Linked DNA regions of Homo sapiens: region 1 is linked to region 2. Evidence: chromatin loops called from intact Hi-C (ENCODE). Cell type or tissue: right lobe of liver. All regions are shown on one strand. Links, peaks and the distances in the headings refer to the core of each region. The heading gives the core; the rest is flanking DNA. Region 1 has its middle 11 kb from the start of CABLES1. Region 2 overlaps SLC35D4 (solute carrier family 35 member D4).

Region 1 (15,597 bases), core at 3,877-11,876, 230 kb before region 2:
ACACCTGGAATCCTGCTCCGGGACTGCAGTCTCATCCTCCAGCTCCTGCAGGCTTCTTCTAAGCTGGTGGGTCTCAGCAGGGATGGGGGTGAGTGGTACTCCACACCCAGGGGACACCACCCACAGGAAGCTTTGTGGACATGTGAAGGGCATATGTGGTTGTCATAATGGTTGGGGGACACTGTTAATATTTATGTGAGGCCAGGGACTCAGGTGACCTGCAGTGTGTGAGGCAGTCACCCACAACAAAGAATTGTCCTGCATCCTGAACCAATTTCAAACAACCCATTAACATTTGTCTCCTAAGCTGTGTGACCTAAGTGCCACCTGCCTCCCCGGTTCCTCTCCCTCCCCTCTCATGCTTAAAGATAAGCCATTTTTGGGCCGGGCACGGTGGCTCACGCCGGTAATCTCAACACTTTGGGTGGCCGAGGCAGGCGGATCACAAGGTCAGGAGTTTGAGACCAGCCTGATCAATATTGTGAAACCCCATCTCTACTAAAAATACAAAAATTAGCCAGGCATGATGGCAGGTGCCTGTAATTCTAGCTATTCAGGAGGCTGAGGCAGGAGAATCGCTTTAACCCAGGAGGTGGAGGTTGCAGTGAGCCGAGATCATGCCATTGCACTCCAGCCTGGGCAACAGAGTGAGATCCCGTCTCAAAAAAAAAAATGCCTACTGTTTTCTCTGCCTAAAATGCCTACTTTTCCCTTTTGTCCAGTATGTGAGGGTTTGTCTTTCTTTCTTTCTTTCCTTCCTTCCTTCCTTTCTTTCTTTCCTTTTTTTTTTTTTTTTCAGACAGAGTCTCATTCTGTCACCCAGGCTAGTGCAGTGGCGTGATTTCGGCTCACTCTAACCTCTGCCTCCCAGGTGCAAGCGATTCCCGTCTCAGCCTCCTGACTAGCTGGGATTACAGGCACGCACCACCATGCCCAGCTAATTTTTGTATTTTTAGTAGAGACGGGGTTTCACCATGTTGGCCTGGCTGGTCTTGAACTTCTGACCTCAGGTGATCCACCCACCTCGGCCTCCCAAAATGCTGGGATTACAGGCATGAGTCACTGTGCCCCGTGGGATTTGTTCTTTAAGGCTCAGATTAAATGTACCTATGTACGAGACTTCCCCAGAACTTCCCAGTAGCATGTGTCAGTCCCTAAATGGGACCTCGTAGCTCTTGGTATGTTCATGCATTTCAGAAATACTTTCTTCTTTCTGAGTACCTACTATGTGCCAGGCACTAGGGTAGGCTAAGAATTTAAAGATGAATAAGACAGAGTCCTTGTCCTCAAGGAATTCCCAGGAAAGTCAGAGACAGACAGCGATCACCATGCAAGGCAACAAATGCCAAAGAGAGGAGGACTGCAGTGTGGGAGCCGTGGAGCCACGAAGAAGCCCTGGGACTCTTGGAAGACTCCACTGGGAAGAGGTGGTTTAAACTGGGTTTTGAAGAATCGAGAAGGAGAATCAGCCAAAGAAATGTGCCAAGATGCCAAGCTGAGATAATTCCATAGGGCTACAGTGTAAGAGACAGATCCAGGAAGGTGGGTCCAGGAAGGTGGCAGGGCCACATCCTGACAAGCCACTGCTGTTAATGATGAAGAGCAGGGAGCCTGTGCAGCCTTGGATTTCATGGGATAATGCCTCCTAAGGCCCTGCTTGGGACATTAGGCACTCACCCAGCCTCCTGCCCATGCCAATGGAGCAGGGGTTCCCTCCAAGTCCTGTCCCGGAATGGTTCTGTTCCCAGGGAGGATAGGAACTCGAATTTGTGGAGCAGCTACTTGATGTGCCAAACATTTGTGTTCTCTTCAGCAAGAGGATACTTGCTGGTGTGCCTGGGAGACTGTCCCAGGATAAATGGGGAGTGTCTTTCTAGAATGTTAATTGCACTCAAAGATTGGGGAGGGAAAATCAATTAGTGTAAATGGTAAATAACTTAAAACATTATTTTTACATCACATCAATAGTGGATATATTATGGAGCAGAATGCTAAAGTAACACACATTTTTCTTAATTTCATTTATCATTTGGAAAGGTAACACGAGCTCATGATACAAAATTCAAAACATGTAAGAGTTTAGAATAGGCCGGGTGTGGTGGCTCATGCCTGTAATCCCAGCACTTTGGGAGGCCGAGGCGGGCGGATCATGAGGTCAGGAGTTCAAGACCAGCCTGGGCAACATAGTGAAATCCCATCTCTACTAAAAATACAAAAATTAGCTGGGCGTGGTGGCACGTGCCTGTAGTCCCAGCTACTTGGGAGGCTGAAGCAGGAGAATTGCTTGAACCCGGGAGGCGGAGGTTGCAGTGAGCCAAGACCGGGCCATTGCGCTCCAGCCTGGGGACAGAGTGAGACTCCACTTCAGAAAAAAAAAAAAAAAAAAAAAAGTTTAGAATGAAAATTTACATTTCGGCTGGCTGGGCACAGAGGCTCACCCTTGTAATCCCAGCATTTTGGGAGGCCAAGGCAGGAGGATCACTTGAGGTCAGGAGTTCAAGACCAGCCTGGCCAACATGGCGAAACCCCGTCTCTACTAAAAATACAAAAATTAGCTGTGTGTGGTGGCACACGCCTGTAATCCTAGCTATTCTGGAGGCTGAGGCAGGAGAATCGCTTGAACCCGGGAGGCAGAGGTTGCAGGGAGTCGAGATTGAGCCACTGCACTCCAGCCTGGGAGAAAGAGCGAGACTCCGTCACACACACACACACACACACACACACACACACACACACACACACACAATTTACATTTCTGTTCTCCAGCCACCCAGCTTCACTCCCCAGAGGCAACCACTATTTCTACTTTCTTGGGTACCCTCCAAGAGATACTCTATATATAGTCTAAGTAAATACCTATGTATGTGGGGTTTTTTTAAATGCAAATGATAACATGAAATACGCACTACTCCACAGATTGCTGTTTTCAGATGACACTACATCTTGGAGATCTTTCCATAACACATTCATAGATTATTCCAGCCAGGCACAGTGGCAGGTGCCTGCAATCCCAGCTACTTGGAAGGCCGAGATGGGAGGATCAGTTGAGCTTAGGAAATTGAGGCTGCAGTGAACTCAGGAGTTCAAGTCCAACACGGGCAACATAGTGAGACTGCACAATATTTCATTGTATGAATCTGTCAGAATTTGTTAACCAGCCCTATGATGACCATTTCCAATGTCTTCCTATTACTAATGACACTACAACAAATATGATCCCGAATGTTCTTCATTTTTATGTGCTAGTATATGTGCAGGGTAAATTCCTAGAAGTGGGTCACAAGATATACCATATCGTCCGTTTGCCATCTGAAGAGATCTTCCATACTATACCATCTCAGCTGGTCTTTCCTTGCCTCTTGTTTGTTTTCTTTTGAGATGAAGTCTCGCTCTGTCGCCCAGGCTGGAGTGCAATGGCATGCTCTCGGCTCAATGCAACCTCTACCTGCCAGGTTCAAGGGATTCTCCTACCTCAGCCTCCCGAGTAGCTGGGATTACAGGTGCCCGCCGTCACACCCGGCTAATTTTTTTGTATTTTTAGTAGAGATGGGGGGTTTCACCATGTAGGTCAGAATGGTCTCGAACTCCTGACCTCAGGTAATCCGCCCGCCTTGACCTCCCAAAGTGCTGGGATTACAGGTGTGAGCTACTGTGCCCAGCCTTCCTTGCCTCTTAAGTCTATACACAGTAAACAATAGTTTTTTTCCCAATCTTTCTGACCTTTGCCAATCTGATGGGTGAAAGCTGTATCTCATTAGAGTTTATTTGCTCTTCCTGTATTACGAAAGAGGTGGAGTCTCTCTTTTATATTCAAGGGGTCTTTGTATTTCACATTCCGGGAACTGACCCTTCATATCATTCACCCATTTTTCTATTGTATTATTGGCTTTTTCTTATCAATATTTAGGATTTCTTTAAATATTAAGGGAAGACATTTTTGTGATATGAATTGCAAATTCTTCCCACCCATAATATTTGTCTTTTGATTTTGTTTTTCTGCCCCATATAATTATTTGTAATTTTTTCTTTTTGTAGCTGAATTTACTTTTGTTTTTCTGGCTTCTGAGTTCTATGTTATACTTAGAAAGGCTGCTTCTTTATCTGAAGTGATTAAAAAATATTCTAATTAATTCATTCCATCGAAAGTTTACTAAGCCCTGACTCTATGCCAAGCACTGTCTGGGTGCTGGGATTGCCAGGCTGAACAAAACAAACCATGAGTACATGTTTTGAGGGTTTTTTGTTTGTTTGTTTGTTTGTTTGTTTTTTGAGACGGAGTCTCACTCTGTCACCAGGCTGGAGTGCAGAGGCACAATTTCGGCTCACTGCAACCTCTGCCTCCCGGGTTCAAGCAATTCTCCTGCCTCAGCCTCCCGAGTAGCTGGGACTACAGGCACACGCCGCCACGCCTGGCTATTTTTTTTTTTTTTTTTTGTATTTTAGTAGAGATGAGGTTTCACCATGTTGCCCAAACTGGTCTCGAACTCCTGAGCTCAGGCAATCTGCCCGCCTTGGTCTCCCAAAGTGCTAGGATTACAGGCATGAACCACCGCACCCGGCCGACCCCTGTTGTTTTATCTGCCCCCACAGCTCCCTTCTGAGAATTCCCCACCACACACCATCCATCTGCTTCCCAGCGGGAATACCTGTTAGCTGAGACCCCGCCCACTTACGGGTCCAGGGCCTGCTCAACACAGACTTTACCAATCACAGCCTTTCTTTGTAAATCTGAAAAAGAAACCAAGAGGGTCCAATGTCTGTCAATTACAAAGGTGGGAATCCATCAGGGGCCACACTTCCTGCCCCATGGGCCAGAGAAGCAGAGGAACCTAACCTGCAGAGGGAGCCTGATTTAGGCATAGGGAGAAAGTCGGGGGACAAGAAAAAGAGAGTTCCCAGGTGTCCACGTCCGTGTTTGTCAGGTGTGCCGGGGCTCAGGCTGTGTACTCCCATCTCTGTGTTCCTTGAGACCCTCCTACATCCTTGAGTTCTCCTGAAGCTTTCACTTCGGTTTCTGTCACCTGCAATCAGAGTCCTAGAAAGTAGCTGAGATGCCCCTCATCCTGGAATGATATGTCTCTGATGCCTTCTCTCTCTCTCTTTTAAATTTTTTGAGACTGAGTCTCACTCTGACACCCAGGCTGGAGTGCAGTGATGTGATCTCGGCTCGCTGCAACCTCCACCTCCCAGGTTCAAGTGATTTTCCTGCCTCAGCCTCTCGAGTAGCTGGGACTACAGGCACATGCCACCACCACTCCCGGTTGATTTTTGTATTTTTAGTAGAGACGGAGTTTCACCATGTTGCCCAGGCTGGTCTCAAACTCCTGACCTCAAGTGATCTGCCTGCCTCGGCCTCCCAAAGTGCTGGGATTACAGGTGTGAGCCACCATGTTCAGCCTCCAAAGTCTTCTCTTAGGTGTATCACAAAAGTGGGCCAGGATGCTGGTTCAGCAGCTGAATGGTGTCCCAGAGGGCAAAGGGAGTGTGATTATGGACAAGGTCTGGGGCTCCAGGGGCTGGCATTCTCAGCCACTCACTGTTGGAAGTTATGTGTCACCAAACTGGAAGACTGTGTCAGTACAAACTCAAAGCCTGCTTCTCTTTCAATCTGATAAATACAAGTGAAATTGTGATTTTTACAAAATGAGGACTTCTTACCCTCTTCACTGGGCGCCCACGTGTAAGGGTGTAGAACAGGAATTCGGGCCCAAATTTAGCCAGCGTTTTACCCTCAAATCTGTTCTTTCCTCCCTAGGGTGCTTTTGGTTTTTTCAGGAATTACAGCTGCCCCCTAGACTGGAGATCTGGAAATCAGTTTTTCCTCATAATGTCTCTGGTACTTGACCCTTCTTTTCCATTTTCTCTGCCAAGTCCAAGTTTTATTGTCTCGGGCCTGAATTGTTGTAATAGAGTCCTAAGTTAATGCCTCTGCACGGCCTGAAATGCCGTTTCACATGTAAACTAGAATCTAAATTCAAATATTGCCCTCTCCGTGGGGCTTCTTTGTCCCCAGGAGTCACCGTCCATAGTCACTAACATCTCAGATGTTAACTATCCAGGGATCAGCCATGTGACCTGAGGCTTAACTCCACGGAGTTCAGTTTCTTTATCTGTCAGATGGAATAAACAGCAGGGTTGTGGTGAGAGTTCAATGAAACTGTGTAGACAGAAATGACCACTTGCTGGGCATGATGGCTCATGCCTGTAATCCCAGCATTTTGGGAGGCCCAGGTGGGAGGATAGCTTGAAGCCAGGAGTTCAAGGTCAGCCTGGGTCACCAGCTTGGGTCAAGATTAGCAAGACCCTTGTCTCTACAAAAAAGTTTAAAACTAGCCAGGCACGGGGCACAGTGGCTCACACCTGTAATCCCAGCACTTTGGAGGCAGAGGCAGGCAGATCACTTGAGGTCAGGAGTTCAAGGCCAGCCTGGCTAACGTGGTAAAACCTCATCTCTACTAAAAATACAAAAATTAGCTGGGCGTGGTGGCGGGCACCTGTGATCCCAGCTACTCAGGAGGCTGAGGCAGGAGAATCGCTTGAACCCAGGAGGCAGAGGTTGCTGGGAGCCGAGATTGCACCACTGCACTCCAGCCTGCGTGACAGAGTGAGACCCTGTCTCAAAAAAAAAAAAAAAAAAGTTAGCTGGGCATGGTGGCGGGTGCCTGTAATCCCACCTACTCAGGAGACTGAGGCAAGAGAATTGCTTGAACTTGGGAGGCAGAGGTTGTAGTGAGCCAATATTGCACAACGCCACTGCACTCCAGCCTGGGTGACAGAGCGAGACTCCATCTCAAAAAAATAAAAAAATAAAACTAGCCAGGCATGGTGATGAACACCTGTAGTCTCAGTTATTTGGGAGGCTAAGGCAGAAGGATCACTTGAGCCCAGGAGTTGGAGGCTGCACTGAGCCATGATCACACCACTGTACTCCAACCTGGGCAACAGAACAAGATCCTGTCTCTAAAAGAAAAAAAAGAAATGATCATTTCAGGGCTTGCACATAAATGGTAACCCACCGTTGTCCCCTTTGTTCACTTTGTCTTATTTTCTCAGCAGGCTGTTAACTCTTTGAAACCCGGAACCTTGCCTTGCCCTTAGTGCCTAGCAGAGAGCATGGCACAGAGTAGGCACTCAATGAATGTCAGATGAATAAATACATAAATGGAGGAATGAATCAGAAAAACCTTTTCCACTCCTTTAGACTTTCTCCTCAATCCTTTATGCACATTTGCCAAACTAATGCCTCTTCATTTTGACTTTCGACAAACATGTTAACTTCTTGTTTAAAAATCATCTATGCTTCTCTAGTACCTATAGGTTCAACTTTTAAATTTTAGATTCAAGGCCCTGGTAATCTGGCCCGAGATACAGTTTTTCGACTAATCTCCTGTTATTCATCACTACAATCCTTTTAATCTAATTGTCCTGGCAGGTCCATTCATTATTGTCAGCTACCTCCAAAAAGCCCTTTCCCTTTTTTTTTTTTTTTTTTTTTTGAGATGTAGTCTCACTTTATCACCCAGGCTAGAGTGCAATGGCGCATTCCTGGCTCACTGCAACCTCTGCCTCCCGGGTTCAAGCAATTTTCCTGCCTCATCCTCCTGAGTAGCTGGGATTACAGGCATGCACCACCACACCCAGCTAATTTTTGTATTTTTAGTAGAGACAGGGTTTCACCATGTTGGCCAAGCTGGTCTCGAACTCCTGACCTCGTGATCTGCCCGCCTTGGCCTCCCAAAGTGCTGGGATTACAGACATGAGCCACCATGCCCCACCCTTTTTTTTTTTTTTAAAGACAGGATCTCACTCTGTCACCCAGACTGTAATGCAGTGGTAAAATCATGGCTCACTGCAGCCTCAAACTCCTGGGCTTCATTGATTCTCCTGCATCAGCCTCCAGTGTAGCTGGGACTATAGGTAAGTGCCACAATTACACCCAGCTAATTTTTTCAATTTTTCTTTTTTAGAGACAGGGGTCTCACTCTGTTGCCCAGGCTGGTCTCGAACTCCTGGCCTCAAGTGATCCTCCCACCTCATCCTCCCAAAGTGCTAGGATTACAGGTGTAAGCCACTGTGCCCAGCCCCTTTTCCTTTCTCATCCCTATCTTCGCACCAGCATTCATCCTCAGGCCCCCTGCCAAGGGCATTTTCCTTCTCCTCTCTTCCCAGCCACGTCCTACCGTCCGTGGCAGAGAAAGCTAGTTATCTCCCAATATTCCTAAAGAAATGGAAAAAAAGTCCCCAATAATTCTACCACGTAACATCTGGACATATTTTCTTCCAAGATTTATTTCTATACATTTAAAATAAAATTTCAAAAAGTGTTAACTGGGAAGCAGTTCCTATCATGACCATGCACGTATTTCTATTTAGATAAACAAAAAGAAGCAAATAAAAATCACCATAACCCTACTAGCCAGTGTTTTTTTTGTTTGTTTGTTTTGTTTTTGAGAGGGAGTCTCACTCTGTCGCCCAGGCTGGAGTGCGGTGGCGCGATCTCAGCTCACTGCCAGCTCCATCTCCCGGGTTCACGCCATTCTCCCACCTCAGCCTCCCGAGTAGCTGGGACTACAGGCGCCCGCCACCACACCCGGCTAATTTTTTGCATTTTAGTAGAGACCGGGTTTCATGGTGTTAGCCAGGATGGTCTTGATCTCCTGACCTTGTGATCTGCCCGCCTCGGCTTCCCAAAGTGTTGGGATTACACACTCATGAGCCACCGCGCTCGGCCTAGCCAGTGTTTTAACCTTTTGGTTATATATAGCCTTTCAACACATAGGAGTATTTAGAACAATTTCATTCTTCTTCTTTTTTATTTTTTTTACAAAGTTGAGATACTGTGATCAACCTAGTTTCTATTCTATTTGGTTAGCATTGTTTCAAAAACATTTTTCACATCATTAAGAAAGCTTGGTAAAAATGATTTTTTTTTTTTTTTGAGATGGAGTCTCACTTCTTTGCCCAGGCTGGAGTGCAATGGTGCAATCTTGGCTCACTGCAACCTCCGCCTCCCGGGTTCAAGCAATTCTCCTGCTTCAGCCTCCCCAGTAGCTGGGATTACAGGCATGCGCCACCATGCCCAGCTATTTTTGTACTTTTAGTGGAGACGGGGTTTCACCCTGTTGGCCAGGCTGGTCTCAAACAAGTGATCCACCTGCCTCGGCCTCCCAAAGTGCTGGGATTACAAGCATGAGCCACTGCGCCCGGCCAAAAATGATTATATTTAATGGAAACACAATATCCCATTGTTTGAGTAAACCATAATTATCTTTTCACTGTTCCACATTTAGGGTCTCTTTTTTCAAGTTTTCTTTATTTTAAACAATGCTGCAATGAATGCTTGTGCATAAATCTTTGATCTTGTTTCTCAATAGCTCCTTAGAATTTTTAATCACATTTCTTGAGTACTCACCATGTTCTAAGCATTTTTTTTTTTTTTTGGAGACAGGGTCTTGCTCTGTTGGCCAGGCTGGAGTACAGTGGTGCGACCATAGCTCACTGCCATCTTGAACCCCTGGCCCCAAGCAATCCTCCCACCTCAGCCTCCCAAAGTTCCGAGATTACAAATATGAGGCACTGTGCCCGGCCTCCAAGCATTTTTTTTTTAATGTTACTGCAATAAATTTTTATAACACTGCTATCAGGGAGGTATTATCATTCCCATTGCACAGATGACAAAACTGAAGCACAAATAAGTAGAGGAACATGCTGAAAGTGCTCAAAGCCATGAGAGTGGGGCCAAAATGTAACCTGGTTCAGTCTGCCTCCAAAGCTGATGCTGTCAATCATGAACTTTTCGAGGCTCCTGACACATATTGCCAAATGACTTCCTGGAATGGTTGTTCCGATTTACGCTACACCAACAGTATAAGAACGCCCATCACTCTCACTTCTCCTAGTGATTGCCAGGCATTTGCTCTCACCTTCTATGAGTTGTCTCTTCCTGTAGTTTGCTCATCTACGTGGGCAGCGAAGGTCACCATGGCCCACTAACTAGTCCAGCTGAACTGCCCAGTGGCAGGCAAAGTGGTGATGTTTCCCCCAGAACCTGGCCACATCCATCCCACTCTGATGTGAGAATATCTAAACAAATGCAATCACTATAAAACAGTGCTGTTATACTGGGAGACAGAGAGCCCTGTAGGCGGGACTGCCTCCTGCCCTGCCTGTCTGTGCAGAGTCTAGAGGAGCCAGCATCCGGAGGTTCATGCACACAGGCCATCTGTAAGTTGCGTGTTTATGAGCTGTAATTACACTAGGGGTGGTTTCTTCATTGTCCCTGAGCTGGTTATTCATGCATCTCAGCGTAATTTCAAAGAATATAAAACCAGGTTAATTTCAAAGAAAATAAAATCACGAGTTTGCTATGATTTAAGAATAAAGGTAATATAACAAAGAAGATTTATTCATTTCCTTTGAAATGCCAATATCATATAAATTCTGCAGTTGGATCAGAAGTGGTATTCTGGGCATGAACGATCCCTTTTTGGAAGATTGAGGACAGCTCATGGAAGCATCTGAAATGTATTTTCCTAACACAGTTTTGATGCCAGGTTTCTTCCACGGTAGTTAATGCCTTTAGCAGCGTGACATAAGAAATATATATTTGGTCTCTGCCCCCGGTTCCTGGCACAGAGCTCCTAAAACACTCGTAATTTCCTGGCTGATATGGGTGCTAGGAACATCCTTTGTTCTAATATTTGGTCTTTAATCCCGGTTCCTGACACAGAGCTCCTAAACTCCCTGTAATTTCCTGGGTTATAGGAGTGTCTTTTGTTCTAACAAGACAACTCCTGATGGGCTCCTGAGTAGCTTCAGGATGGGGATGGTCACCAGAAAGACCAAGCCATGACTAGAAGCTTGGAACTTTCTCCCCTGGCTCCCATCCCCCGGGAAGGAGATTGAGTTAATAATCAATCATGGCTATGTGAAGAAGCCTCCATAAAATTCCCTAAAAGACAGCATTCAGGCAGGGCGCGGTGGCTCACACCTGTAATCCCAGCACTTTGGGAGGCTGAGGAGGGCAGATCACTTGAGGTCAGGAGTTCCAGACCAGCCCGGGCAACATGGTGAAACTCCATCTCTACTAAAAATACAAAAATTAGCCAGGGGTGATGGTGCGTGCCTGTAGTCCCAGCACTTTGGGAGGCTGAGGTGGGCGGATCACTTGAGGCCAGGAGTTTGAGGCCAGCCTGGGCAACATGGTGAAACCCCATCTCTAACAAAAATATAAAAATTAGCCAGGCATGGTGGTGCGTGCCTGTAGTCCCAGCTACTCGGGAGGCTGAGGAAGGAGAATCACTTGAACCTGGGAGACGGAGGTTGCAGGGAGACAGAGGTGCAGAGAACCGAGATCACGCCATTGCACCCCAGCCTGGGTGACAGAGTGAGACTCCGTCTCAAAAACAAAACAAAATAAAACAAAAACAAAAAAAACCCCAGCATTCGGAGGACAGAGGGCTTCCCTGTGGGTAAACACGTGCACATGCTGGGATGGTGGCACCCCCAGCTCCTCGAGGACAGGCACTCTTGAGCTTGGGACCCTTCCAGAGCTTGCCCTCTGTGCCTCTTCGCCTGGCTGTTCTCTGTGTCCTTTGTCATCTCCTTTCTAATAAACCTGTCAACAGAAGTGTTTCCTTGAGTTCTGTGAGCCATTGCAGCAAATGATCGAATCTTGGGAGAGGCTCGTGGGCCCCGATTTGCAGCCAAGTTGGACAGAAGTGTGTGTAACTTGGGCACCCACTACCTGCAACTGGCATCTGAATTGGGGGGCAGTCTTGTGGGACAAGGCCCTTCGCTTGTGAGATTTGACCCTCACTCCAGGGAGATGGTGTCAGAATTGAGCTGACTTGTAGGACACTCAGCTGGTGTCTGAGAGTCCGAGCATTGGCTGGTGTAGGAAAATCCCCACACATATTTGGTGTCAGAAGCATTCTGTGTGAGTAGAAAAAAACAGTTTTTCACATTTAACAGGATATCTTGGCCAGGGACAGTGGCTCACACCTGTAACCCCTGCACTTTGGAAGACCAAGGTAGGAGGATGGCTTGAGGCCAGGAATTCGAGACCAGCCTGGGCAACAGAGCGAGATCCCTGTCCCTACAAAAAATACAAAAATTAGCCAGGCATGGTGGTGCACACCTGTATTCCCAGCTACTTGGGGGGCCGAGGTGGGAGGATCGCTTGAGCTCAGGAGTTCAAGGCTGCAGTGAGCCATGATCCTGCCATTGCACTCCAGCCTGGGTGACAGAGTGACACCCCGTCTCAAAACTAAGAATTAAAATTAAAAATGTCACAGGACGTCTACCACTCACTTGCTGAGCAGCTTGGTCCTCTGGGGTTCAGTGTCAATAGCAGGCCTCTGAATCATGGTAATATCCACCACTCACGAGTACCCACTGTGTACTCAACACTTGCTAGGAGTTTTATGCAGGCCTTGTTTCTAATCTGCATCATAACCATGTGAGGTAGATAGGATTTGCTCTAGTCTGAAGATGTAGAAGCTGAAACCTAGAGGTCCCAGAGCTAGTGATAAGTTGGATCGACAAACCCAAGCCGCACCCTTGTGCCGCACAGGACGTTCTTTTGGAGAGCTTATTGAATGGACCATTCCATTCCCAATGCCTCCCCTTCTCCTCCATGATTGGCTGAGCTGCATGGAAGGGAGACTTTTGATGACTCAGAGGAAACTTGAAGAATAAATGCATTTGCACTATTGTTTTTGGATATATACTCTAAAAAGACAGTGGAGATGAGGAAGGGTTATCTGGAACATTGACACTTCTTCCCAGATTGACGAGGTACTTACATCCATTCTTGGCTTGAACTATTGTCCTTGATAATGAGTGACACATGTTTATATGACCATCCCTACAGTCCCAAGGACATGCCCCATCGCCTATTTCTCTCGGCTTCTCACACAAGTTATAAAAGCTGGAAGGAACTGCAGTAAAATATCACTCTTCCTCTTTCTTCCACATAGTGTCAGAGGTCCAGAGACAAAAAGAATCCTGTCTGGGCCTATGATACGACAGTATCAGGGGCTGCTGGTGCCAATCATTGAGAGAAGGGCAGGTTCTCGGGCAGGAAGAGGAGACTTGAAGGACAGAACTTTGGCAGGAAGTAGCAGGGACACCATGTCCCCTTGGCATTTTCTCCTGTGTAGGGAGAAGAGGGTGTCCTAGATGGCTGGCCCTGGGGACAAAAGTTGAAAAAGCCTCTATTCTAGGGGGTAGGCTGGGGACCAGTTGAACTCTGTGCATACAGCTCTTTTTTTTTTTTTTTTTTTTTGAGACGGAGTCTTACTCTGTCGCCCAGGCTGGAGTGCAGTGGCGTGATCTCAGCCCACTGCAACCTCCACCTCCCAGGTTTAAGCGATTCTCCTGCCTCAGCCTCCTGAGCAGCTGGGATTACAGGCACGCGTCACCACGCCCAGCTAATTTTTGTATTTTTAGTAGAGACGGGGGTTTCACCATGTTGGTCAGGCTGGTCTCGAACTCCCAAACTCATGATCCGCCCACCTCCGCCTCCCAGAATGCTGGGATTACAGGCACGAGCCACCGCGCCTAGCCAGGATTTAACTTTCATTGGATTAAGGAAAGCAGCAGGTTTCTCAGGGAGACTATGCCTGTTAGATCGACAGTCCAGTGCCAGCCTGTACTTTCATGGAAAATACCGTAAAATAATCTGATTTAAGCAGGAGCTAACAGCTGAAGCTTCTCATGTTCCTGCCTGGAAAGGCATGCTAATATTTCACTGGTCTCAGGATCAGTGAAAACTATAAAAACCTAGAACCTAAAATATTCTGGCCTTTTTAATGTTCACCTTCTGTATTTTGCATTTTTCTAATAATAGCTACCCACTGAACTACAGGTACTCTGCTAGTTACATAATTTATATTGTTGGTAACCCTCACAACCCTGCAAGGTAAAATATTGCAAAACCTACCTTCATCCATAGATAAGGTAGGTGAGGCCACCAAGGAACAAAGCTTGTAATATCCACAAACTGGAGACCTTACAAGGTCGCATGTTTCTAGGAGCCTAAGCTAATTTTCAGACTTCTCAGTCTGCTGAATTATTTTTTTGAAGGGCCAGTGATTACATGTAGGTTGTTTTTTCCTTTCTTTTTAAAAACTAACCTCCAATATGTCTCCATCAAAACAGTACATGCATTTTGAATTCATGTGTGCTACAAAGTTTCAGAATGGGCACTTGAAAGGGGCAATATAAAAGGGAAGGGGGAGAAGGGGGAACGTGGCTGACCAAGTAGAATCACGTTTCAAGTTCTAGTCCTCCAGGCCTGCTATGCATGAGGAATTTGTATGCCAAACTTCCTCTTCTGCAAGGATCCTCCTCCTGGCCTCCTGAATCTCCTAGATCAGCTCAAATCCTGGCTCTTGCCTAAGGCCTTCCCCCACACTGCAAATAAAAAACTTCTTTTCCGGTCGGCCTGTAATCCCAGCACTTTGGGAGGCCGAGGCAGGCGGATCACGAGGTCAGGAGATCGGGACCATCCTGGCTAACACGGTGAAACCCCATCTCTACTAAAAATACAAAAAATTAGCTGGGCGTGATGGCGGGCGCCTGTAGTCCCAGCTACTCGGGAGGCTGAGGCAGGAGAATGGCGTGAACCTGGGAGGTGGAGCTTGCAGTGAGCCGAGATTGTGCCACTGCACTCCATCCTGGGCGACAGAGCGAGACTCCGTCTCAAAAAAAAAAACAAAAAACTTCTTTTCCATATTCTGATAATGCTTATAGTCCAGTTGCGCATTTGAAACTTAATCAGGGTTGGCTTTGCATTTTCATTTAAATGTGTTTTCCATGGTTGTAACTATCAAGGTCACAAGGGCTAAGGGCCACATTTCTTTTTATCCCTTTGTCACAGATGGTACTGTGGATGTAGAAGTTGCTTGGTAAAACTTGATCAATGACTAAGTAGTTGAAAAATAAATGAATTTGGAATAATTCAGGGACTAAGTAGATTAGGATGGTATAAATAACAACGGACATTTTAAAAAGTACTTTAAAGTTTGTAAAATGTTCCTCAGGTAGTCTCATTTGTACCTAACAATAACCCACAGAGAAAACTAACTCAGAGAGGGTAAGTAGCTTGCTCTTGAAACCCAGATCCTCTTACTCCAAAGCTTGTATTATTCCGTAATAGTTGACCTCAAGTATGGATGTAAGAGTAAATCTGGACACTATTCTCTACCATTAAACATCTTCACCAGCAGAGGGCGCAAGAAGATGCATGGGTCTTCGAGTCAGGTTTGTATACTGGCCCACCCCAGCTAAGAGGTAGATGAGTCGGGGCAAATTATTTAATTCTTCTGAGCCTCGTCTGTAAAATATCGATGATAATGCTCTCACCAACACCACAGGGTGGTTATAAAGATTAGAAATACTCTGTGGCTGGCATACAGTAGGTGAACAATAAACCATATCTCAAGATCCCCAAAAGGGGGTCACAGAGGCAGTTTGGAGATTAGACATTGATTCTTGTTTGATGCTTTAATAAATATTTGAAATTCGTTTCATACTTCACACTTACAGTAGACAAAAGGTTATAGAAAATGAAGGTTATAAAAAATGCATACT
Region 2 (15,597 bases), core at 2,517-10,516:
GTGCCTACACATGTGTGTGAATGGAAAGATCCCCACTCGAGAACCTGAGGAAGGGGCAGCATCTTGGGGCTATTCAGGAGTGTGGACCAACAAGGGCGAGGGCACAGCAGTGGATGGAGATGTAGTTGCCTGTGCTGCAACTATTTCCAAAAGTGCCCTGTGTGGCCAAGGCCAAAGCAAAGGGAGCTCCAAATGCTTCCTGACATTTGAAGGCAGGACAACTGGGGAAGAGGTGAGACAGACAGTGTGTGTGTGTGTGTGTGTGTGTGTGTGTGTGTGTGTGTGTGTGTATGTGAGAGAGAGAGAGAAAGGCTGACTTCATGCAAATATGTGCAAGTGGTGGTTTGAGTGTGACTGTTATTTGAACTTGAAAATTGCAAAGTAAGAGATATGACTGCAGTTGTAACTCCAAGCTAGAGAGGCAAGCCCTGTGAGTTGTACTTCATTTGCATCTCCAGACCCTTGACTGCCACACTTCCATCTGACCTTATACAGGCACTGGTGCGCAGCTCCAATACTGATCATAAACTCTGAGCAGGAAAAGCCCAATCTTGGGCTGCTCTTCGTATTTTCAACGGAGCCTAATATGGTGCCTCAGTTACGGTACACATTAACTAAATGCTTGTCAGGTTGAATTGGAAGCAGACTGAATTAATTGAACACACCTAAGGCCAAATGTCACAGAAATGTGTACCTTCACTTCATTAGATTAGACTAGTTCACAGCCACATTCTTGGGGCAGGACTAAAGACAGGCATTAGGTTTCCCCATGTGTATTTCAGCCTGTTTGGCCCTAATGACCTGCAAAGTTTGTTCCAATTTGCATCAGCAGTCATGGGAGGCTGAACAGCTATGGATTAAGATGTCAAGTTACTCACACCCAAAAGGCAAAGAGGGCCCGTGGGTAAGCAGCAGGCCTACCCAATCACACCCAGCGCCTGGATTTCTATTCCTCACTGTGCTTACTGACCCTCGTAACCTTAACCAAATCCCCCTTCCCACCTTTTTGTCTCAGGTTCAGTTGCCTTAAAGTAGAAATAATCATAGCAGTCCTCATCCTATCTTAATGGAAACCAGAGGCTTTTAGAACAGTAAGATTACCTATCCCCAAAGTCTCACTTTATTAACAATGAAACTGGGGCACAGGTACAATTAGAATCCAGGTCTCCATGGCTCTTCAGATCTCTGGACCAGCAAGGGCGCTGGCACAGCAGTGGACAGATGTAGTTGCCTGCGCTGGAACTATTTTCAAAAGTGCCACTGTGTGGCCAGAGCCATAGCAAAGGGAGCTCCAAACTCTTCCTGGCATTTGGAGGCAGGACAACTGAGGAAGACGTGAAGCTTCATGGAAATGTGTTCTTGACCAGCTAGACAAAGAGTGAGATATGGCCAGGTGCGGTGGCTCAAGCCTGTAATCTCAGCATTTTGGGAGGCCGAGGCGGGCGGATCACGAGGTCAGGAGATCAAGACCATCCTGGCTAACACGGTGAAACCCCGTCTCTACTAAAAATACAAAAAAAAAAAAAAAAAAAAAGAAAATTAGCCTGATGTGGTGGCGGGCACCTGTAGTCCCAGCTACTCGGGAGGCTGAGGCAGGAGAATGGGTGAACCCGGCAGGCAGAGCTTGCAGTGAGCCGAGATCGCACCACTGCACTCTAACCTGGGCGACAGAGCGAGATTCCGTCTCAAAAAAAAAAAAAAAAAGATGTGCCAGGCACTGGTGGTCATGAGGGTGGGGCTGAAAAGGGAGGCAGCAGTGCTCCAGGCTCCTCTTGGTGGCTCCCACCTCTGCACCCAAGGAAGTAACAACTTCACAGGTGCCTGCCCAACCTCCCAGACTTCCTTTCCCTCGAGTCTTTCCCTCTCCTCTATGCCTCTAGCCACAGGGGTGGCATGATTCCATGTTGACCTGTCCTCTCAGTGCAGACTCTGGGCCAGGATAAGCTCGTGCAGGTTTGTGACTGACAGGCTTCTGGAAGCATCTGGGGCCCTTTTGCATCGCTTAACTTCTATGTCTGTGACTCATTTTTACATTACTCATGGATCTCTTATCTTTCTCCTTGCACTTTCAGCCCATCTACCCCTTGCTAGGGAGGCAGATCTGAAAAGCAGAGGGAGGCTCCCAGAAATAAAGGAATCTGGGAATAGGAGACTCCCTGTTAATGGGGTCTTTGGGCTATGGCTACCGTGCCCCTCCTGAGCCCCCCCAGAACCTCCTGAAGGTGACAATGCTCAGTCTGAGATATGGTGGAGCCTCTGAAATGAAACAGGGAAAACCAATGCATTCCTCAAAGAGGCTGAGCTCTGTACAGAAGCATGGGTAAAATGTAACAGAGTCACATCAATTCAAACAGAGATTTCCAGATCTTTAGAATAAAACAAAACCCTGATTTATCATGTTGCATTATGAGAAAGTTGCAGATTAAAAGGGGCAAAAATAGAGCCCAATTGTCACCCCACAAAGCCAACATCAATGGGCTGTGAACTGTGCTGCTCTGTTCCAAATAACCAAACAATGGTTGACCTCCCCTCTACACCCTGCTTGCCCATGCTGCCAAATAACCAGACTCAAAGGGAAACAAGTCCGCAGCCGCCCGCCCAGCACGAAGACTCATGCCATGTGATCCCAGCTAACGGGCAAGGCCTAACCAATTGACAGGAACTACGAAAGTGAATTGTGTCAGTGTTTTCCTGAAACTTTTCTGAGGGTGAGAAATAAATCATTCCAAGGCTCAAATGCAGAAACAAACTCTGTAATTCTTTTTTTTTTTTTTTTGGCCCAAACACACCAGAGGAGCAGGACATACCCACTAGCCACATAGCAGCTTTTTAACATTGTAAAGAATCACTGCTTCACAAGGCACTGTTTGATATCTGTGAGAACAGGTGGCCTGATTTTTACATAGCAATTCTTCACGATCTATTGACATTGTATTTATAGTCAACCTGAGTAGATCATCATAATGACCACCATTTATTGGGCCAGGCACAAAGCTTAAGACCCAAAGATCATACAATTAGCAACAGCAATTCTGGGGTTCAACCTGGGTCAGTCTTTCTATCATATCGGGATACCACACATGCTTTGGACCTATCTACATAAGTCTTTCCACTTCTTGGCATGATGAGGTCAAGCAGAGTGGTGATCGTGGCAGGACATGGGGAGAGGGTGAGGATACACTTCTGTGTGTTCAGATGTAGCCCTCCAACTGGCCTATATCCCTGAGTCCTTCCCAAGACCAAGCACTAATGATCACCTGGTTGTCTAGACATCTCCTAGCCATCAGTTTCCAAAATCTATTTCCCAGAGTCCTCAGGTTTGGTGGAGGTTATTTTGGAGGTTGCCTTAAGGAGCAAGAAGGAGGCCAAGGGGAAAGCTGAGCGGGTGGGATTCTGAACCCAAATCTTCCCTTGAACTGGATCCATTTCATCAGTTTTATATATTGGAGTTCTATGTGAGATTTGCTTGTGGAGGAGGAAAAAAGTGGGAGAATCCTAGCTCTAGAGCAAGCGCGAAAATCACTGTCTTGGCGGAGGGACTTCCATGGGCCAGGGGTCCTGGCAGGGCCCAAGCTGGCCCTGAGCATCTAAGGGTGCTAAGTGACAGCCTGCTGGTGACATAATGACTGCTTCCTTGCCTGCATCCACCACCACTCTCTCCTGCCACTCACTCAGGTCACTAGCAGTGACCCTGAACTTCACAGAGAGGAAGACACAGCGGACAGCACAGAAAGCATACAAATGAGTGAGCTTACGATTACCTGGCACAGCAGCTACCATGGAATCTGTAGAAGTACAGGAATGGGAAGTCCAGGACGCTGAAGAGATCACCTGAGGGGAACAGCAATGGTGAAACAGTGACCCATGAGGCCTCACATGACCCTCTGCCCCATTGCCCCAGGAAATGCAAGGAAGGCGTCTTTAGCAGTCCTGTGCTTTCAGTCCCCTGGCATTGAATTCACTCCAGCATTCCCAGGGATTCTGTTACTGACATTGTCTTATCATGGTAATAACAGTATGATAATAATAATGCCCATTTAGTGAGAGCATGCCTTGTGCAGGGCCCAATACTAAAATCTTTATGTATTTATCTCTTTCAATCTTAGTAACAACTCTGTGAGGTTCTATTGTGCCCATTTAAACTAAGGCTCAGAGAAGTTAAGAAACATGGCTAAGATTGCACAACTCTTAAACAATGGAGCCAGAATGTTAACTCCAGTCAATCCAAACCTTAGGCTGTCTCCTCTCTACCAGGCAGCCAACCCTGCACAAGGGAGCATGCAGGATAAAAGAATCTTTTTCAAGACTCTTTTCTTCTTTTCTGCCTTATATCTAAAAAAAGGTCATGAATGTACTGCCCTGACATTTTTTTTTTCATTTTTATGTTTAATGACTGCAAGAACAGCACGGGGGCCAGACCAACTGTGCAAATTCATTTTAGTTTGAGGTCCAAAGGGTACATTTGTTTCTTGTGAAGTAAGTTCATTCTTTTAGTTCCACTTGGTGCAAGAGGAAATAATCACACATATTGGCTGCTTCCCTCTCTGGAATTTGAACTTGGTCACAAACAAGAAGTCAGGAGATTAAAAAAGCAGAAAGCCTTCCAAAAATGTCCGGAGAAAAGGAATTAAGCATTTCCACAGCAGATAGCTTGTCTTCCAAATCTGGAATTTCTGAACCCCTTGGAGAGCCTGGTCTTCCAGACCCCTGGGCCTTGGCCTGTCTCTCAGTTCTGGGGGCCTGGGGGAGAGGGCTGATTTTCCTAAGTATTGCTAGTATATTAAGTGTACAGTGGAACACACAGGCAGCATTTCCTTCACCACTACGCTATTAATCAAGGGTTTCAGATCAAAAGACATGATGGGCTCCTATGCTTTCTTGGAGACCCAAACGATCTCAAATGATTCAACTATCTATTGGTAAGGAAAGTTCTGAGTTCAATTTCTTTGGAGGGCTTTTTAAAATTATGACTGTTATTTTCTTTGTGTTGTTTCTGCGAGTGAGTGTGTGTTTAACTACAAGGAAGGGATTTCTTGGGATCTGGTTTTCATGAAGCCCAACAAGATTTCTTGTTCTCTTTCAGCCACGATTCCTCTGAATAGCTCTACTGTCAAACCGTGTTGGTAGAGGGAATTTGTAAATGACAACATCAGTTGTCATTTAGTGTGCGAAGAGCGTGGATATATTCTGAAGTCCCTTTCCCCATAGAAGTGATAGGCAAGGGTGCCCTGGGGACCCCAGACCTAGAGAGTGGCCAGAGCCCTCCATTCAGGCAAAGTGGAGGGAGAGTCTGTCCACGTCCATGGAGAATTCGTTCCGTCTCTTTGGCAGCTGTGTGCTCTTGGCCCTTTCCCAGTTTCCTTCTCAGTGTGAGAGGAACTGCAGCGCAGCCAATGTGATAATGAGGAACGGCGGAGAGGGAGACGAATGAAACTTAGGACCTTGAGTCCTCTCAGGCTTCACCCCTCTCAGCACCCAGTCTTTCATCAGAAATGCTCCAGCAGGGTGAACGGGACTCATGGCGCGTGGCAGCTTTTACAGCCCAGCCCAGGCTTTGGAGGGGGTCTAAAGAGCAGAAGTGTGGTCAGAGGAAGACTAGGAGGGAGGAAAAGAAAGAAAGAAAAAAAAACACAGTCCTCGGGAAATCATAACCCCCACCCAAATCCTGAAAACTGACCCCATAATGAGAGAGAGAAAATAAGAATAGCTAGCCCTTACCTTTGAGCCATTTCTAAAACCATCACACATTGGTTTCTCACACACCACTTAGCTGACTTCACACCTGTCCCTCCTCCTCCTAGAATTAGCGAGTCCTTGAGAGTGGGGATGCTATTTTCCTCACCCCTGCACCCACTGTGTGTCAGCACCATAACCAATATACCCAGCACACAGCAAGCACTACCAAACCAAGAGTATTGGAAAGACCTGATCATCTCTTGCCTTCCCTAGAGCTAATGTTCTAGTTTCCAGCTGGCTCTGTGGTCCTCAATTTCAAGCTGACCTCAAATATTCCCCTTCGATGCCTTCCACCTGGCTTCTCTTTTGCTAAAGTAGTACTCCTAAGCAGAGAGGGTGCACGGCAACCCAGGAACAGCAAATGTTAGTGACTGTGCTATAAATACCCCCGGAAGAGGTTGCAGCGTGTGGCTGGCTGGCCCCAGCCACATGCAAACTCGATCCAGGAGTCTGCTGCAAAACAACACTCCTGCACCATCTAGTGCTGAACTACACGGCTTAAGCACAAATCAAGTGGCTAAAGAGTTTGTAAACAAGGCTGGGCGCGGTGGCTGACGCCTGTAATCCCAGCACTTTGGGAGGCTGAGGTGGGTGAATCACGAGGTCAGGAGTTCAAGACCAGCCTGGCTAAGATGGTGAAACCCCATCTCTACTAAAAATACAAAAATTAGCTGGGCGTGGTGGCGGGTGCCTGTAATCCCAGCTACTCAGGAGGCTGAGGCAGAGAATTGCTTGAATCTGGGAGGCAGAGGTTGCAGTAAGCCGAGATTGTCCCACTGCACTCCAGCCTGGGCGACAGAGTGAGACTCCATCTCAAAAAAAAAAAAAAAAAGAGTTGTAAACATGTTTTGCTACAGCAACACGCGGCTTATGCAATGGAGTCCGAGTTAGGCCCTCACTGTTGTGTTCTGCAGTTACAATTCTGCTGACTCTGAGTGAGCGAGTGAATCCCATCTTTCTAAAGATTACAAAGCATGAAATTGCCATGGTGAAAAGTGTGACACAATATTACCACATTCGAGACTAACTGATATTTGAACGTGAAGAAAATTTCCTCTCATGTTCTCGCCCTCAAAACTGGCAGGAAAACAGGAGGTCGGTTCCAAGCAGTAATTAGTGCTGCTTGCTCTGTCTCACACATGAGCCACAGACACACCAGGTAACAAGGTTGTTTCTGGGTCAGATTCCTGAGTCTCCCTGCTCCTCTTGTTCCGTGAAATTCTCTAGAGCTCTCTTGAACACCACAGCTAAGGGGCCCCATACAAATAGGAAGTATAAACTCTTTAACAGGGGAAATTTCCTCTACTATACTTAAAAGAGTGCAAGGGGGAAAGGTGATCCTCTTCTCAAGGAAGGTTCTGAGATTCTCGGAGCAAACTCTGTGGTGGGGCCCATGCTGAGGGCATGAAGAACTGTCTGCCTGAGTCCCACCACCGCTGCCAGCGCACTCCAAAGGTGCACCTGCAAGAGAGCTCCTCCTTCCAATCACTCAGGAGTGAGTGAGGAGGGAAGCTCAGTCAAAAGCACTATCCAGAAGCCCTCACACACCCTCTAGAAGAGTTAAAATAGGACTGACAATGTTAAATGCTGGTAAGGATGTGGAGCAACTGGAACTCTCACATACTGCTGGGTGGGAGTGGAAAATGGTACAAACACTTTGGAAAACATCCTTTCTTAGAAAGTGAAACATACATCTACTCTAAGACCCAGTAATCCTATTCTGAAATGTTCATCCAAGAGACGTGAAAACATAAGTCACAAAAAGGCTGGTATGAGAATGTTCAGAGCAGCCTCAAGCTGGGAACAGCCCAGGTGAGCATCAACAGGTAAATGGATAAACAAACGTGGTATATGCATACAATGGAACCCTACCAGCAACAAAAAGGAACAAACTCATGATATACGCAACAACATGAATGAATCTCTAAACATTGTGCTTCATGAGCCAGACACAAAAAGTACTGATGATTCCATTTATAACAGCTTGAGAATAGACAGAACTTATCTATGGTAACAGATATCAGATCCATAGAGGTCTCATGGTGTGGAGAGGGAGTGACTAGGAAGCTTTCTGCAGTGACAGAAATGTTTTATATCTTGATGGGGTATAAGTTACGCAGGTGTGTAGATTTGCCAAAATTGATCGAGCTATACATTTAACATGTATATTTCATATATGTAAATTACATATCAATTTAAAAATGTTTTTAAAGTACTACCAAATAACTAAGATACAGGTAATAAAAGAAGGGGCTGGGTGCAGCAGCTCACGCCTGTAATCCTAGCACTTTGGGAGGCCAAGGCGGGTGGATCACTTGAGGTCAAGAGTTCAAGACCAGCCTGACCAACATGGTGGAACCCCGTCTCTACTAAAAATACAAAAATTAGCTGGGCGTGGTGGCGGGCACTTGTAATCCTAGCTACTTGGGAGGCTGACACAGGAGAATCACTTGAACCCAGGAGGCAGAGGTTGCAGTGAGCAGAGATTGTGCCACTGTACTACAGCCTGGGCAAGAGAGTTCGAGACTTTGTCTCAAAAAAAAAAAAAAAAAAAAAAGAAAAAGAAAAATAGAAAAAAAGAAGGGGTAAGAAGAAACCAAAAAGAATTGAGCCCTGCTGTAAAATGTCAGAAAGTATGAACAGATTCTTCCAAGACTATCCCTATGGAGACTGACTGTGACTGTGTCTTAACTGGAGCAGCAGGGAACCAGGAAGACAGCTCATCCAACACACACTCAGGCCCCACTGCAGACGTTCTAGATAGCAAGTGTAATAAGCAAGTGAAAAAGAATAAAGTTCTGTTCTACCTTGAAGTGGGCTAGACTTGGTCCAATCAGAAAGCTAATGAATGAATCGGCAGGAATTGGAGCCACCCTGTAAGAGTAGTCCTGCTCCCTTACAGCAAGGGAGCCCACAGCCACTTCAGCAGTGCCACGGCCCAGCAAAACCCTTCTTATAAGCCCGACTTTCTGTACCTGGCCTCTGCAATGACCCCACCTCAGCTAGCAGGAAACTTCAACAAATCGAAGTTGCAGAGAAGAGTCCTTCAAGAGCAGTGTCCCAGGACTCTCTCTGATGAATCCAACAGGCTCCACAATGCCCTGGGTTGCCCACTGCAGACCCATCCCCCATCCTGCAGGAGACGGAAGGGAAGGTGAACATTTGTGTCCACTCTTTTTCAAAAATTATGAAAATATAACTTGAAGGAAAATTAATCCATGCAAGTATCCCTTCCGGCATAATTAAGCTCCAAACAGGTTTTCAAATGAGAAAGATGTCCTTTTATTCCCCCAATACATTTTCTTATTGAGATATAATTTGCATACTATAAAATTCACCCTTTTAAAGTGTACACTTCAGTGGTTTTTAGTATATTCATAGAGTTGTGCAACCATCACCACTATCTAATTCCAGAATATTTTCATTACCTCAAAAAGAAACTGAAGCCTATTTCAAATTACTCCTCTGCCCAGGACATTCTACAATCATATACTTCTGACCACTTTGTATTCCCAGGGAGTAATTAAGTGTCCAAGGTATTTTTGTATTGACCTAAAAGTTTAGCAATAACTCAAGGTAAAATGTCAGACTGTTGGCCAAAATGTCTAAACTATTACCAGCAGTCACCATGTTCAGAAACTGGTGGCTAAACACATCCCCCAAACCAAAAGCAGCTCCAGACCAAAATTTAGGAACGTTGTACAAAAGCATTCACTGGAGTGGGATACTTCATAGTAAAGTGTAGGGGGACTGGGCGTGGTGGCTCATGCCTGTAATCCCAGCACTTTGGGAGGCTGAGGCAGGCAGATCACTTGAGGTCAGGCATTCGAGACCAGCCTGGCCAGTATCGTGAAACCCTGTCACTACTAAAAATACAAAAATTAGCCAGGCATGGTGGCAGGTGCCTGTAATCTCAGCTACTTGGGAGGCTGAGGCAGGAGAATCACTTGAACCTGGGAGGCGGAGGTTGCAGTGAGCCAAGATTGCACCACTGCACTCCAGCCTGGGCAACAGAGCGAGACTCTGTCTCAAACAAACAAACAAACAAAAAACAAAAAACAAACAAAGAAAGGCAATAAAGTGTAGGATCACTGAAAGAGCAGCAGCATTTAAAAAGAAAAAGTTAGAAAGAGGGTCAGGAGACCTAACCCCAGTCTCCCTCTGCTAGTCGCCTACTCTGCATCATCTTGGTCACATCACTTAACTCCTCAGGGTTTCAATTTCCTCATTTGTATTAGGATGATGCATAAGTAATTAATACAATTTGGTGGCACCTGGGATAATCACCAAGATTCCTTCCAGCTCTGACCATCATAAGTTTAACAAATGAACAAGCACAACCTCTTAGCTGAAGGGCAGCATGATTTCTTTAGGTAAAAATTATTCACCCAGCCGGGCACAGTGGCTCACGCCTATAATCCCTGCACTTTGGGAGGATGAGGTGGGCAGAACACTTGAGGTCAGGAAGGAGTTCCTGACCAGACTGGCCAATGTGGTGAAACTCCGTCTCTACTAAAAATACAAAAATTAGCTGGGCATGGTGGCAGGTGCCTATAATCCCAGCTACTCAGGAGGCTGAGGCAGGAGAATTGCTTGAACCCGGGAGGCAGAGGTTGCAGTGAGCCGAGATACACCACTGCACTCCAGCCTGGCCAGCCTGGGCAACAGAGCAAGACTCTGTCTCAAAAAAAAAAAAAAAAAAGAATTATTCACCCAAGTCCACTAGAAATAATTCAGGATGTAAACCACGGAGAATCTGTGAACATAACTTTCCAAAGGCCTTTGACAAAAGCACATTTTTTTTTTTTTTTTTTTTTTTTTTTTTTGAGATGGAGTCTCGCTCTTGCCCAGGCTGGAGTGCAGTGAGGCGATCTCAGCTCACTGCAAGCTCCGCCTCCCGGGTTCACGCCATTCTCCTGCGTCAGCCTCCCGAGTAGCTGGGACTACAGGCGCCCGCCACCACGCCCGGCTAATTTTTTGTATTTTTAGTAGAGACGGGGTTTCACCGTGTTAGCCAGGATGGTCTCGATCTCCTGACCTCGTGATCCACCCGCCTCAGCCTCCCAAAGTGCTGGGATTACAGGCGTGAGTCACCACGCCCGGCTGACAAAAGCACATTTCAAAGGGGCAGGACACTTAGTAGGCTCTTAAATGTCTGCTGGGTGGCAGCTACCTGGCTGCATAAAGGAATGATAGGAGACGCAACTAAAAGGCAGACAACCAGCAGTATGGGTAAGCAGAAGCCATTTAGGGTTACCAGTATGGCTTCACAGGACTTATTATTCCACAAAGGATAGACTTTCAGCAAATGACAGCAGAGAGGGGACTCAACAGCCAACCTTGGAGTTTTGAGAAGTCATCGTTCATAGGAGCAGGCAGACAATAGGAACTGTGCTTTCATATGGCAAGCGGAGTGTAATAAGAAAATGCATTCAAGTTATCCTTACGAGACATGGATTCAGATATGTCATATACAATCCAGAAGCATTATTCCTGAGTCACTAGCAACAACTCCCTGAGGATCCTCACTCAGATGGCAGGTAAAATACCAACTGAAAGAAGCAGCTGAAAACGCCAACAGAAAGCTGTTACTGCTTTAAGCACAGGGTAAGAGCTAGAAGGGACCTTAGAAAGCAGCCAATTCACCTTTCTCATTTTCTAGATGCGAAAACTGAGACCTAGAGGGCTTAGGTAATGCTTTATGCATAGCAAGTGGTGAGTAAACATTCATTTTGTGGTTTGTTTGTTTTTAAAAAAAAACAAAAACAAAAATCTATCTTAAGGCCACTCAGTGGGGGAGCCAAGGAAAGTTCCAATCCTTCTGAGTCTATTCTTTGCACCACACTCCACGAAGCCACAAGGAGCACAACCAATATAACTTGTATTTTCAGCCATGCCACACACAGACATTATTGTTTTATCTTTTGGCATCAATTTCAAAGCCTTTCAAAGCAAAAAACTGTGATGGAATAGGGTCTTGTGGGCAATTCCTTAATCTGAAAAGCAACAACAGAGTAATTGAGGCAGTAAGATACATTTTAAAAATTGACTCCTGGCCGGGCGCAGTGGCTCACGCCTGTAATCCCAGCACTTTGGGAGGCCAAGGTGGGTGGATCATGAGGTCAGGAGATCGAGACCATCCTGGCTAACATGGTGAAACCCCATCTCTACTAAAAGTACAAAAAATTAGCCAGGCATGGTCTCATACGCCATAGTCCCAGCCACTCGGGAGGCTGAGGCAGGAGAATGGCTTGAACCTGGGAGGCAGAGGTTGCAGTGAGCTGAGATCATGCCACTGCACTCCAGCCTGGGCAACAGAGTGAGACTCTGTCTCAAAAAAAAAAAAAAAAAAAAAAAAAAAAAAAGGACTCCTTTCTTCTGGAATTATGAGAATTGGATGGTGACATATGATACAAACTTTAAAAATGATGCCAGATAGAAAGAGGGTAACTTAACAATATATTTGCAAAATTCAAACAAGAATTAGAGAACCAACTCCTTCACTTAATTATTTCTTATATTTACCTGCTAGTATTTTATTTGAGGTTACCCTTTGGGATGATTCTGATGATGGGATTTGGGGTACCATAGCAGGCCTTGGGAAACATTATGGGATGGCAAGAGGCCCCTCATATTCTGCCATAAGAGCAATAACTTCTGCTCCTGAAGTTATCACCAAAAAGGGATTCAGGGAGTTTTTTGAACTTTTGAACTTTTTCACCAATTTTTTTAACACTAGAAATGAAGAGCAATTCAGGACGCTTGGAAAAGGAATTTCAGAAGCGGGCAAAATAAGCCCTAGTTTACTTGGCAGGAAATAGACCTGTCTGTATATCTGAGATCATACTGGATGAAAACACAGACAACAAGAAGGGGTAAGAATAAATTCCTGGATGATAAATTGGTTTATTAAGAGCAGTTTCAAATAGGTGGGACCTTCCTGCCCTCTCAGTCATCCTGGGGGGCAATGACATGCTCTTATGAAATGTCTCTGAGAGACAGGCTCACTGGGTCCAATAAGCAATGTCAAACAGACAAACAAAACAACACTCCGGGGGCATTTACCTGTGGGATGAGATGCAAATGCCAGGAGCACCACACTGGAAAAGAGACAGCAAAGTAGTCAAGAAGTTTCCCCGGCACCAAAAACCCCAGCTGTTCCCACACATTTTACTTGGAAATAGTTAAATATGCCTAAAAGCAAATTATCTGCACTGACTCACTCTGCCTAAATCCAGCTCCTCAGAGAGAGTAAGAATGTCTTGAAATGTCTCATGTTTTGGCAAGAAGATTGCCTCTTGGGACAGGCTTGGGACAGAGTATGAATCCATGTCTCAACCTGAGGGTCTACTGTGTCTCTTTTCTCAATCCTGGCTGACCCTAGTTATGATCATACTCACCTAATCTACCAAGAGTATTTATAAGCTAAACAAAGCAAACACCAAATTAAAATAGCTTGCAATGTAAAAGCTAGCTGTTGTGTGTGAGCTACGTATATTTTTGCCACAAAATCAACTGTGTAGAAGATAGTTACATTTCCAAGAGGCTAGCCCACAATTGATCCAGCCCATCTACCATGTGGCTGAAAACTAACTTTACTGATTTTCAATAGATGCCACAGAGGGGAAAGGATGAAAAGAGAATGAAAAGGAGTGTTCCTCTGATGTGAGCCCTGTTCATCCTTGGCAATCTCCCATCGTCCTCTCTGAAAACCCCTCCCGTCCCGCAGTGCCCCTCTACAGTGCCTTCATGCTGCCAAACCCCACTTGAGGGGCCCAATCCCCCACCCTCTGCAACCTCTTCTATCAAAACTCATGCCATCTGGGCAGCCAATCAAATTAGAGAATTAGGAATAAAACATGTTATCTAAGTATGGCAGGGAATTTTTTAAAGTGCTGGATGGCCTACTCTGGTTCTAAACCCTGGCTGCATATCAGAATAGCCCAGTGTCCTGGCTTAAATTGGAATCTCTGAGGTGCAGGCAATCAGTTGTTTTATTTTGTTATGGCCCCTCAGTGGCTCTAAAGTACACCAGGATTGGGAACCACCACAAGGAATCCCTAGTTGGTGGTGACACCCTAGGCAGTGTGGAGGAAGACGGCTGTGAGCAAAAAAACCACTGGGAGCCTGCCTGCTCCAGGAGCTGTCTCCCGGAGCCATTTCTGTGTTTCTCATGTTCTTCCTTTGCTCTTCCTCTAAAGCTAAGGTTCTCTGATGGCCCCAGGGCAGCAGCAGTGTGGACAGAGGCTAGACAGGAGGTTTGCGAGAAAGCCAATGGGAAGAGCCACACATCCAGTCATTGAGAAGTTGTAGGTTTATAAGACAGGGCTGCATGTAGCTATAAACAAGACTGAAGACTTCACAATGATCAGCCCTTTGCATAGGCTAAGTCTTTGCTTCCATCTCACCTTTCTTTGGAAAACATATACCCTGTATATACTCCATTATTTTACCTCCCTGAATCCCTTTTTGGTTATAACTTCAGGAGGAGAAGTGATCACTCTCATGGCAGGATATGAGGGGTCTCTTGCCATCCCAAAACATCTCCCAGAGCCTGTCATGTATCCCAAATCCCATCATCAGAATCGCCCCAAAGGGTAACCTCAAATAAAATATTAGGGGATGAATATAAGAAATAATTAAGTGAAGAGTTGGTCCTTTAATCCTTGTTTGAATTTTGCAAATACAGTATTAAGCCACTCCTAACTCCTACCAAAGCAGGCCATTCAGCGCACTTGAAAAAAAATTCCCTCCGATACTTAGATAGCAAGTTTTATTCCTAACCAACGCAATCAGCCACCTGGATGGCATGAGTTTTGATAGAAGAGGTTGCAGAGGGTGGGGGACTGGGGCCCCCACAGTGGGCTTTAGCAGCATGAAGGTACTGCAGAGGGGTGCTGGGGGACGGGAGGGGTTTCCAGAGAGGGCGATGGGAGGGTGCCAAAGATGAATGGGGCTCACACCAAAGGAACACTCTCTCTTCATTCTCTTTTCACCTTTTCCCCTCTGTGGCATCCTACACTGTGACCTCCTTGGGGGCAAGAACCATATTTTATTCATCCTTGGATCCCTAGCAGTGCCAAACATCATGTGGCAGGTACTCAATACGTTTTCTGAACTGCAATTAATCACCTCTAGGTGTACTGTGGTGGGACTATGTTTGAAGAAAAACGTAACTTGAAGCCCTGGATACTTTTTTTTTTTTTTGAGAAAGATCTCCCCCTGTTGCCCAGGCTGGAGTGCAGTGATTCAGTCATAACTCACTGTAACCTTGAGCTCTGGGGCTCAAGTGATCCTCCTGCCTCAGCCTCCCAATACAGAAACCCCTTATAGTTATAAGATTATAAATTACATGTAAATTATAATGAAGAAATTCTACTAATATAAAAAGGGTGTATCATGCTGTTCTAGTAAGCAGGCTTATTCTCTGCTTGGCTTGGGACAAGGATACAAACAGAAGTCCACATACCATATTTAAAAGTTATAAATCAAGCCTCAGACTTCATCCTACCTTAACAAATACACCTTCAGAATAACCTGAAAGTCTAGTTTAAAATGTAGAATTCTTGGGCTCCCTGGTGCTGCATGTCAGAATGTAGCAGCCCAGGGCAGCCTCTGACTCCCGGTTGCCAATGCTCCCCTTTTCTTTCCACCCCAGGCTTCATCCTGCAGCCCAAGGGCCTCACACATGTGTGTGGACACCTGAGTCTGCAAGGTCCTCTCCACCTACACTCCTGCCCATTGACAGCCTCTCTTTGGACACCCCTTGGGCCTGGGAATGAGTTGGGAAGATGGACCCAAGGAGCCCTGGAATCGAGCTCAGGGACATGGGTGGGGGATTCAAGGACACAATCTAGAAGT

Evidence for each region. Hi-C counts contacts between places; a loop is a spot of excess contacts. Peaks named below come from ENCODE experiments on the same cell type or tissue, not always from the same donor. Only the 100,000 strongest peaks of a DNase experiment are listed, where the experiment ranks them.
Region 1: it touches region 2 in a loop (2.9-fold over the local background); 89 of 110 quality-filtered maps call a loop at or near these places.

What each region holds. Positions count from the first base shown.
Region 1 is chr18:23,116,670-23,132,266 of GRCh38, forward strand. No RefSeq gene overlaps it. Among named protein-coding and RNA genes, the nearest start is that of CABLES1, 11 kb to the right of the region's middle. RefSeq lists enhancers at 4,458-4,957, 5,821-6,372 and a silencer at 15,056-15,350. In right lobe of liver, for the core only: no CTCF peak of the experiment used is centred there; no DNase peak of the experiment used is centred there; H3K27ac peaks cover 343 bases.
Region 2 is chr18:23,352,833-23,368,429 of GRCh38, forward strand. SLC35D4 (solute carrier family 35 member D4) reads right to left here. Exons shown (of 15, transcript NM_032933.6): 11 at 12,802-12,836; 12 at 3,762-3,831. Among named protein-coding and RNA genes, the nearest start is that of SLC35D4, 77 kb to the right of the region's middle. RefSeq lists an enhancer at 5,920-6,039. In right lobe of liver, for the core only: a CTCF peak has its summit at 6,211 (motif pointing left); DNase peaks (open chromatin) are centred at 3,809, 5,399 and 6,209; H3K4me3 peaks cover 478 bases; H3K27ac peaks cover 3,601 bases.